Regions from separate parts of the Homo sapiens genome. Here region 2 is linked to region 1. Evidence: read pairs that join two places in POLR2A ChIA-PET (ENCODE). Cell type or tissue: OCI-LY7. All regions are shown on one strand. Each heading gives the region's core, and the rest is flanking DNA. Links, peaks and the distances in the headings are about the cores only.

Region 1 (5,380 bases), core at 201-5,200:
AGTTCTCTGTAAAGTATTTCTCATGATTTTATTTATTTAGCAACAGTTTTGAGTTGTGGAACCTGAATAGCTTTCCTGAAATTCTATGGGGATCTTTCTAGAGAAGCTGTGCACAGGTAGTGAATGTTGCCATTCAGGCCAGGGACAAATCAGCAGATCACGGGGTGTGTTTGGGAGCCAGAATACAGCTATGCATCAGACAGATTTGTTTCAGGATCTTTCTGGGCCTTTGCCCTCTGTACATCCCTGCCCTCCCCAAACATCCATTTATGTACTCTCCGATCTATGGAACAATGGCTTCGGCCTAAGACAGAAACTTCAACAAATACTAATACATCCATAAGAACCATTTATGTAGCAAATAGTATTAATCATGGGCATGGTGAGGCACAGAGGAGGATACAAGATGAATAGGTGCTCATCTTGCCTCCAAGAGCTTAGTGTCTAGCCAGGAAAATGAGCACGCTGAGCACAAGGTTACATGGGATCTGTGCCATTTTAAATATTATGAAGTATTTTAACCATCCAGAAAATAACAAAGCACAAAACAACAAATACCCACGTACTTACCTCCTAGCTTTGTTTAATTTTAACATTTTTGCCATGTATCCTTTGTACTTTTTTAAACAAAGTATCTCAGCTACTCAGCAATAAAAAGGAAGGAACTATAACTATTGATACCCACAATATACATGAATCTCCAGGGAATTATGCTGATTGAATAAAGCCAATCCTAAAAGATTACATACTGTGTGATTCCATTTACATGAATTTCGGGAAAGGACACAATTATAGAAATGGAGAACAGGTTTGTGGTTGCCAAGGATTAGGATAGGATGGGGACTGGAGCGAATTAGGTGAAAAGGCAACATGAGGGATGTTGTGTAACAATTGTGTATCTTACTGTGTTCATGTTTCTTTTGTTGTTGTTTTTGTTTGTTCGTTTGTTTGTTTGTTGTTGAGACAGGGTCTCGCTCTGTCACCCAAGCTAGAGTGCAGTGGTGCAATCTTGGCTTACTGCAACTTCTACCTCCTGGGCTCAAGCAATCCTCCTACCTTGGCCTCCTGAGTAGCTGGGACCACAGGCATGTACCATCATGCCTGACTAATTACAAAAAAATTTTTTCTGTAGAGACGAAATCTCACTATGTTGCCCAGGCTGGTCTTGAACTCCTGGGCTCAAGCAAGCCTCTTGCCTTAGCCTCCCAAAGTTCTGGGATTACATACATGAGCCACTGTGCCCAGCCCTATTTGGTACTTGTAAAACATTATACAGGTCTGTATTTTTTGTCCTAGTGTCTTTCCTCTTTCCCTGTTTCTGTTTTGGCCTGTATCTGACTGGTTGGTTATCTGACACTCTTGGGGTCTACTCCTGCTCTTGTTGTTTCTGCTGGTACTCACTCACAGGGGCATTCTTATATTTTTTATTCTAAACTCATCTTCAGGACATGGTTATCTGTGGCCTAGGTTAAAGACGTGTCCTTCTGGAAACATTTTATTTTGTTGTGGCCACTCAGAATTCAGGATTTCTTTTTGTATAAATTTATCAGCTTTGGGCCACCTGGACCACATGTGTAGCATTGATTTGGACCTAAACCCAGTGAAGGCAGGTGTGTTGTTACGAATTTATGTTATGAAGGAGACCTTTTTTCCTCACCCAGAACCCAAGCCAGGATGAACTGTCTTTGTCATCTTCTGTGTGGATAGCTGCATTTTTTTTTTTTTTTCCTGATCCACCATTTCACAGAAGTCCTTGTGGCTGGGGGGGTCCCAGTTCTGTGAAGGAGCTTGTCTCCTATTCCTACCTGGGCACTAATGCCCAAGTCTCTGGTTCACTGAGTTTCAAATACTGTCTTCCTTACCCACCCCTCTACTTTGGGCCACAGCTGCATCAGCTCAGCTGCTCCCCACCGTAGTTTTCAATTCCCTGTTTGAGGGCCCTAGTGATTTCTTTTCCTCCCTTACAAGATCTGTCATGCAGTTAAAAAGTTTATTATAACTGATCTAGCATTCCTAAGTGTTTTGTAGTAGGAAAGTTTTTCAGATCATCTTGTCCATGGTATTGCCCTTTACGCTTTATTATTATTTTGAGATGGAGTCTTGCTCTGTCACCCAGGCTGGAGGGCAGTGGCACAATCTCGGCTCACTGCAACCTCCACCTCCTGGGTTCAAGTGATTCTCTTACCTCAGCCTCCCGAGTAGCTGGGATTACAGGTGTGCACCACCACACCCGGCTAATTTTTGTATTTTGAGTAGAAATGCGGTTTTACCATGTTGGCCAGGCTGGTCTCGAACTCCTGACCTCAGGTGGTTTGCCCACCTCAGCCTCCCAAAGTGCTGGGATTACAGGCGTGAGCCACCGCACCCGGGCCCTTGATACTTTATAAGTTAGAGATAAAGGATTGCAGGAGTTTCAGAGAAGAAAAGTGCAGCTGGTGGGAGTGAGAAATGAGGGGAGGATCAAGAGTAGCCTTAGAGAAGTGAATGCTGGGGGATAGGAACACAGGAGGGGGCATGGCAAGTGCAAAAGCAGGAAATGCCAATGCAAGTATGGAGAAGAGCGCTCAACTCTCTTTCCACTGCAGTACAACCTGTGAAGAGGAAATGAAGTTAGAGCCTGGAGTGCAGTCTGTGAAGGGGAAATGAGGTTGGAATCAGATCACTGAGCAGCAGGAAGCTACTAAAGTCTTACAGCAGGGCACACCATGTTCACAAGCTTTGTTTCAGGGAGTTTAAACTGGAAATGTGTCCAGAAAGAATGGGTGTGGTGGTGGCAGGAGAGCAGTGTGGATTAGGAAGGATGACTCTGAGGGCTGTGGAAATAGCCCAGGCGATGGGTAGTAAGGCCTAAATGGGGTAGCTGGTGGGATGGGGTGTAGGGGGACCACTGGGAGAGGGTGAAAGAGATTCAGCTGTACCAGATAAAGAAATCTAGGTCAAGAGCTGGATTGGAAATAGAAGAAAAGCCAGGCAAGCATGTTGTCTGGGTCCTGGGAAATGAATTCAAAATGTCAAGAATTATCTATTAAAAAAAAATTTTTTTTGTAAGAATCTTGCTCTGTTGCCCAGGCTGGAGTGCAGTGGTGTGATCTTGGCTCACTGCAACCTCTGCCTCCCGGGTTCAAGTGATTCTTCTGCCTCAGCGTATCTGAGTAGCTGGGACTACAGGAGCCCGCCACCATGCCTGGCTAATTTTTGTATTTTTAGTAGAGACGGGGTTTCATCATGTTGGCCAGGCTGGTCTCGAACTCCTGACATCAGGTGATCTGCCCACCTTGGCCTCCCAAAGTGCTGGGATTACAGGCATGAGCCACCACCTAAAATGTCAAGAGTTATCAGAGCTGTTACCTGCCTTTCAATATTGTTCAGGTACTGCCTACAAATGCTAATAAACAGTTCATCTTGACTCTGTTTGCAGCTTAAGATGTTTTTAGGCCTCTTGATGAGTAATTGTCATTGAATTAGAGACAGCATGTCCCAATAGTTCTTCCTGGAAGTGAGTGGGGATGCTTTTGCTTTTCCCAGAACCTGCTGACATGGCCAAGCATGGAGCCGACGAGCCATCCTCCAGGTCAGGGAGTCCGGACAGGGAAGGTAGGGCCTCTGAGGACAGATCGCTGCTTCATCAGAGGCTGGCTGTCCGGGAGCTCATCGACACTGAGGTCTCCTACTTGCACATGCTCCAGCTCTGTGCCTCTGACATCAGGAGCCGCCTCCAGCAGGTACTTGGGTGGGGTCACACACAACCTGTCTTTATAGGGGCAAATGTGGGTCCCAGCTTCTGAGATTTCTCATCCATTCCTGGGGCAAGCTTGACAGAAAGGAAGCGTGGTAGATGTGAAGTCTGACAGACCTGGATGTAAGCCCCAGTACTTCTTTTCCTTGGCCGTGCAACCTCCATCAAGGTCTTCCATGGCTTAGAGTCTTAGTGTATTCCTTGGCTAACTGGTGAGCGGAATAATCACTGGGAGACCTATGTGAGCTAATGAACAAGCCCTTTTCAAGTTTGGAACAGATTGCTTAAACTGACTCTTCTTCTTCTTCTTCTTCTTCTTCTTCTTCTTCTTCTTCTTCTTCTTCTTCTTCTTCTTCTTTCTTCCTCTTCCTCTTCCTCTTCTTCTTCCTCTTCCTCTTCTTCCTCTTCCTCTTCTTCCTCTTCCTCTCCTTCCTCTTCCTCTTCTCCTTCTTCTCCTTCTCCTTCTTCTCCTTCCTCTTCTTTCTTCTTCCTCTTCTTTCTTTTTCCTCTTCTTCTTCTTCCTCCTCTTCTTCTTTTTTTCCTGCTTCCCCTTCAAGGGTCTCTTTATTCGATCACAAAGTCACTGTCAGCGACTTGGCCTGGCCCTCTATGGCTTCCAACAAGGAAATGCTTAAAAGTCAGGAAATGCATTTGCTGCCTTTCCTAGTACCAAAAATTGACTACAACCTCTTTGGGTACCCTGAGATAAATCAATAGCATTTGCTTTTTCTTTACTTTTCTAACAGAATTCCAGAAAAAATAAATCTCATATATATATATCTATATATAGATATAGATATAGATATAGATATATAGATATAGATATATAGATATATATATGTGTGTGTGTGTGTATATATATATGTATATTTATATTTATATACACACATTCATATATAGAGAGATCCCTCAATCAAGAAGAGGCAAAGGATCCAGCATCCTCTGAGGTGCCCCTTGGCCTGGTGCAGGAAGGCCAGGAGGCACCAGCTGTCTTGGGAATCACCTTGAGATGTGCAGTGCTGAGCTGGTGTGGCATGGATGGGGGTCTGCAACAGCCTTCTCCCTCTAAGGAAGGTGGAACTAGGACAAACCAGGGGAGCCCTCACTCAAGCTTTCCACACATCCTGAAACGTGAGCTGTACCTGATGGAGCTTTGAAACTAAAACCCAAAGTGCAGATACAAAAGGATTCCCTGATAGGCCTCTAGGGGACTGACTCCTTAGGGAAGAGTTCCAAGAGCATCAAGCAGCAGGGGCTGGGGGAGCCAGCAGGGAGGACATACGCCCACAGCCCCCAGGCCCCCGAAGACAGGTGTCATGGACACAGAGGCCTGCTCAGCCACAGGAGAGGGGCTGGGCTCTGTCCCCTCCTCAGGTCTCCAACCACAGCCCCTGCAGGCCCTCAGGCAGGGGAACCCAAAAGGCCAGGGCAAGGCTCGGCTCACCCAGGAAAGCCCAAGGCAAACTTATTTATTTATTTATTTATTTACAGGAGACAGGGTCTCACTACATTGCCCAGACTGGTCTCAAACTCCCAGGCTCAAGTGATCCTCCCATCTCACCCTCCGAAGTCAGCCTCCTGATTAGCTAGGATTACAAGCACATGCCACCACACCGAGCCATGACCTACATTCTAACTGTCTCA
Region 2 (5,380 bases), core at 254-5,253, 62 kb before region 1:
AAAACAAAAAATTAGCCGCACATGGTGGTGGGGACCTGTAATCCCAGCTACTCAGGAGGCAGACGCTGCAGTGGGCCGAGCTTATGCCACTGCACTCAAGCCTGGGTGACAGCAAGACTCCATCTCAAAAAAAAAAAAAAGGAATTTGGGATATAGTAATATACATACTCTCCTTATTATTATTATTTTTTGAGACAGGATCTCACTGTGTCGCCCAGGCTGGAGTGCAATGGTGTGATCTTGGTTCACTACAGTCTCTGCCTCCCAGGTTCAAGAGATTCTCATGCCTCATCCACCTGTTGGGATTACAGGCATATGCGACCACTCCTGGCTGATTTTTGTATTTTTAGTAGAGACAGGGTTTCACCATGTTGGCCAGGCTGATTTTGAACTCCTGGCCTCACGTGATCCGCCTGCCTTGGCCTCCTAAAATGTTGGGATTACTGGTGTGAGCCACAGTGCCCAGCCCTACACTCTGCTTATTAATGCATTAAATATAGGAGCAGGTCTAATAAATGCTATAATTTTGATGTAGTAATGAGTGTAAACTATATTTTAAGATACCTGCAACAATAATGTGATATAAAATACCTGTGATTTCAGCCGGGCGGAGTGGCTCATGCTGAGATCATACTGTTGCACTCCAGCCTGGGCCACAGAGTGAGACTTAGTCTAAAAAAAAAAAAAATCTGCGATTTCTAGCTGGGTGCAGTGGCTCACACCTGCAATTCTAGCACTTTGGGAGGTCGAGGCAGATGGATCACCTGAGGTCAGGAGTTTGAGACCACTCTGGCCAACATGGTGAAACCCCATCTCTACTAAATATGCAAATATCAGCCGGGCGTGGCGTTGGGCGCCTGTAATCCCAGCTACTCAGGAGGCTAAGGAGAATCACTTGAACCTGGGAGGCAGGAGATGCAGTGAGCCAAGATCACGCCATTGCACTCCAGCCTGGCGGTAAGAGCAAAACTCCATCTACCCCCCACAAAAATCAGTGATTTCTATTGGTGACAAAGTCAAAGGTTCTGCTAAAACTCATGAGGTTTCCTACTTACACTTAAAATCAAAAAGAAATACTAGATTTGAGTGAGAAGCTCATGAAAATAAAAATGTAATTTTCCTTACCTGTCTAAATACATAGATCTCATGGGGGGTGGATATGGTTATGAACCAGGTTAAGAGCCCCTGTTCCAAACCAACTTTTGAGATAAATAGCCTGTAGAATAAGATCTAATATTTGAAAATCATGTATGTTTTGCTCAGCAATAACGTAGTCAACTAAGATGATTTGTTTTCCCTCTTCTTGCTGCCTTGTTACTACTAATCCTTTGCTTACAACATTACCCCCAAGATCCTTGAATTACCGTACATTTTCATATTCTCCACCTTTGTTCCTTGCCCTTTGCCTTCAAAGATATGTAGATGTTCCTTAACTCCAAAAATTATAAAAACAAACAAAAAAAACTTTACCACTGTTCATTATCAAAGTTACTATTCATTTATCCATTCAATATTTAGAGTAGCTAACAAGACAAAACAAAATAATTGCTGCTTTCGTGGCTTATAGTGGGGAAGGGTGATAAACACCATGATGAAGGAGAGAAGAGTGCTATTGTGGGGGCACAAATTATGGGGATCTGATCTTTTTTTTTAAGGGAGGCATCAGGGAAAGTTTCTCTGAGGAAGTAAGGTTGATTCTCAAAGGACAGATGGCAGAGACCCAGGTTAAGGGGTGGATTGGCACCAGGCTGAAGTCTGGTGCTCACAAGAAACTAAGTGACAGCATAGGTTGGTATAGTGTGTAAGATCACCTTATTTTCTTCTTCAGGTAATTTTTTGAAAACCTGGTTTATATTTGCATCTTACTCTCATTTTTTCTTGGTTCCCAGTAACATAGTTATTTTCCCCGTAATACCCAAAGTGTTATTTCAAAGATCACAAATAATTGAGCGGGGACGTAGTTGCAAAAAAAAAAAAAATCACAAATGACCTAACTTTTGTCAGCTCTTGTCATCACTGCTCCAACATTGATAGTGGTGGTATTGAGGGACAGCATGTGGAGAACTGGAAGGTCCAGGGAGATACAAATGTTAAAATACACTTTTTCATTGGGAAGTGGAAAATGTACTTATAGTCTTCATAACACAAATTACAAAAGCTTGATCAAATGTTTTCTAATAGGCAAATATATAAAAGCAGATTAGTAGTTGCCTAGGGCTGACGGGAAATGGAGTGACTGACAATGGGTTCAAGATTTATTTTTGGCATGAGGAAAATATTCTAAATTTGAATTATGGTAATGGTTGTACAACTTTGTACATATACTAAGAAACAAACTGTACAGCTTAAATAGGTTAACCTTTATGTGGGTAAATTATATCAATAAAGCTGATGAAGAACTGGTAGATGACAAGTGTAATATAAAGGCAACCATAAATACAAAATACAGGAATAAGCAATTTACTTAGAAGATAAAAAAGAAGGCTTCTGGCCAGGCGCGGTGGCTCACACCTGTAATCCCAGCACCTTGGGAGGCCAAGGCAGGCGAATCACAAGGTCAAGAGAGATCGAGACCATCCTGGCCAACATGGTGAAACCCCGTCTCTACTAAAAACACAAAAATTAGCTGGGCGTGGTGGCGCACGCCTGTAGTCCCAGCTACTCTCGGGAGGCTGAGGCAGAAGAATTGCTTGAACCCGGGAGGCGGGGGTTGCAGTGAGCTGAGATGGCGCCATTGCACTCCAGCCTGGCGACAGAGCGAGACTCTGTCTCAAAAAAAAAAAAAAAAAAAAAAAAAAGAAGGCTTCCTAAAAATGTTAGCACCTGGGCTAAATTTTGAAAGATGCCTGGATTATTGTATTAGCTTCTTAAATATTCTCCTAGTTCCAGTTACCCCTCTATGGTTTTACTGTGTCATTTCTCTGTTATAAAAACTAAAGGAGCCATGCGATAGCTCACACCTGTAATCCCAACACTTTGGGAGGTCAAGATGGGAGGATCACTTGAGCTCAGGTGGTTCGAGATTAGCCTAGGCCAACAAAGACCCCGGTCTCTCTATGAAAAATAAAAAATTAGCCAGGCGTGGTGGCATGCGCCTGTACTCCCCAGGAAGCTGAGGCAGGAGGATCACTTGAGCCTCGGCTGTTGAGGCTAGCCACTGTACTCCATCCTGGGTGACACTGAGACCTTGTCTCCCAAAAAAAAAAAAAAAAAAGCCCCTTACCTACTAAAAAAGCAAGAGTTTCATATATCAAAAAATTCCTAAATATGGCCTCTGCTTATCCTTTCAATTCTATATACTTAACTCCCTCTTCGGATTATCCTCAGACCCAATCATTGAGTCAAGTTACTTTACTGAGCACCTGTTGGGTACTGAGCTCTAACACAGCCAAACCCCAAACGCTTTAAGTCTCATTTCTTTCCTACTTCTTGGATACACATTACCTCTTCCTAAAAACTTACTTTCTTTATTCAACAGCCCATTATCCTGACTCTCCTCCTGCTTTATTAATTCCGAATTTCCACCAAGGGGATGAGTCCTCACCTCTCAATTTACTTTCTCCACTATCACTTACATGCTGATCTTGCTTAGATCTAACCCCAATCCCAGTTCCCTGGCCTAGGCTCAGTTCTGTATTTGCTGCTAACTTTACTACACAAGAGTAAAACACAATATGCCATTCACCTTAATTTCAACATGTCCAAAGCCATTACCACCCACCATACTTGTAAAATACTAAAATTGGGCCCCCTTCCTAACTCCCTAATTCAAACCTCAAATTCTTAAGGCTCAAGTGACTTACCTCCACTCCTTAAAAAGGGATAACATGTACATTAAAAAGTTTCAGAAAGAAAAAAAGAAATCAAACACACTCCTATAAAATATCTCCTAATACACTATTAAGAGACCAAATGGCTTTCTTTTTGTTTGTTTCTTTGTTTTTGTTTTGAAATGGAGTCTCACTGTTGCCCAGACTGGAATGCACTGGCACAATCTCGGCTCACTGCAACCTCTCTGCCTCCCAGATTCAAGCGATTCTCCTGCCTCAGCCTCCTGAGTAGCTGGGATTACAGGCACATGCTGCCACACTCAGCTAATTTTTCTGTGTGTTTTGAGTAGAGACAGGGTTTTGCCATGTTGGGGGGACTGGTCTCAAACTCCTGACCTCAAGTGATCCACCCGCCTCAGCCTCCCAACGTGCTGAGATTACAGGGGTGAGCTACCACACCCAGCCACCAAATGGCTTTCTTTCTTTTTTTGAGACAGAGTTTTGCTCTCGTTGCCCAGGCTGGAATACAATGGCATGATCTCAGCTCACCACAATCTCTGCCTTCTGGGTTCAAGTGATTCTCCTGCCTCAGCCTCCTGAGTAGCTGGTATCACAGGCACGCGCCACCACGCCTGACTAATTTTGTATTTTTAGTAGATATGGGGTTTCTCCATGTTGGTCAGGCTGGTCTGGAACAACCAACCTCAGGTGATTCGCCCACCTCGGCCTCCCAAAGTGCTAGGATTACAGGAGTGAGCCACCGTGCCCAGCCTCAAATGGTTTTCTTTAGGGTAATTTTTGCACTATAAGTTAGCACTTGTATTACAGACAATGTTTCTGTATGAAGATACTAAGAGAACAAATAACTGGATGAAGGGAACACTTCCCCCTACTTTGCATTAATTAATTTGCTTAGAAAATCCTCTTTAAATGGATAGAGCTAAGTATTCTAGATAAGAAACTGTAGACAAAAACGATACAAAAAGGCAAAATTAAATTATCTTCATTAGTGGAGAAAATGAATACAAAAAGAAAACAATGAACATTCCAAAGTTTGATATGTTTGTTTTACGTAGCAAATACAGAAGAAAGGACACAATGCCTGGGCTGCAAACATACAGCAAAGGGGAAAAGGAAAATGGAAGAAGCAACACAAGCTACCAGAAAGGAATGATACAACCTCAAAGAAAGAAAAGATGGCTATTCAAATACATGAATAGCTATCAAGTCTGTGCAACCCTGAATAATACAGCACTAAGTAATATTCATAAAAGTAAGTCCTTCAGTGACCAGACCATTAAAAAGTAGTCCAGTAAATCTGCAGTTAGGTTTAAGAATGGGAAGCTGGCTAAGTTGACAGTATATGTAACATAGTACCAAGAATACTGGACCAGCAGCCAGAAACATAGGTTCTAGTCCTGGCTTGTTATTTTCTTGCTCTGTGACTCTGTGTAAGTGATTTCTGCTCACTGGTCAAAGATTCTTAATATAACCCTATTTATTTATCAAAAGGTGTTGTGGTAATTATGAGAGTTTATGTAAAAGCACTTGATAAATTACAAAGCATTACATAAATAAGGGATTATTATTCTTATTACAAAAAGCAGTCG

Evidence for each region. Peaks named below come from ENCODE experiments on the same cell type or tissue, not always from the same donor. Only the 100,000 strongest peaks of a DNase experiment are listed, where the experiment ranks them.
Region 2: POLR2A ChIA-PET joins it to region 1 with 6 read pairs; 7 of 35 experiments call an interaction of 5 or more read pairs at or near these places.

Annotation. Positions count from the first base shown.
Region 1 is chr5:149,594,234-149,599,613 of GRCh38, forward strand. It overlaps ARHGEF37 (Rho guanine nucleotide exchange factor 37), which reads left to right. Exons shown (of 13, transcript NM_001001669.3): 2 at 3,526-3,722. The coding sequence starts at 3,537. Among named protein-coding and RNA genes, the nearest start is that of ARHGEF37, 15 kb to the left of the region's middle. In OCI-LY7, for the core only: no CTCF peak of the experiment used is centred there; a DNase peak (open chromatin) is centred at 2,608.
Region 2 is chr5:149,531,711-149,537,090 of GRCh38, forward strand. All of the region lies in intron 2 of CSNK1A1 (casein kinase 1 alpha 1), which reads right to left. Among named protein-coding and RNA genes, the nearest start is that of CSNK1A1, 17 kb to the right of the region's middle. In OCI-LY7, for the core only: no CTCF peak of the experiment used is centred there; no DNase peak of the experiment used is centred there.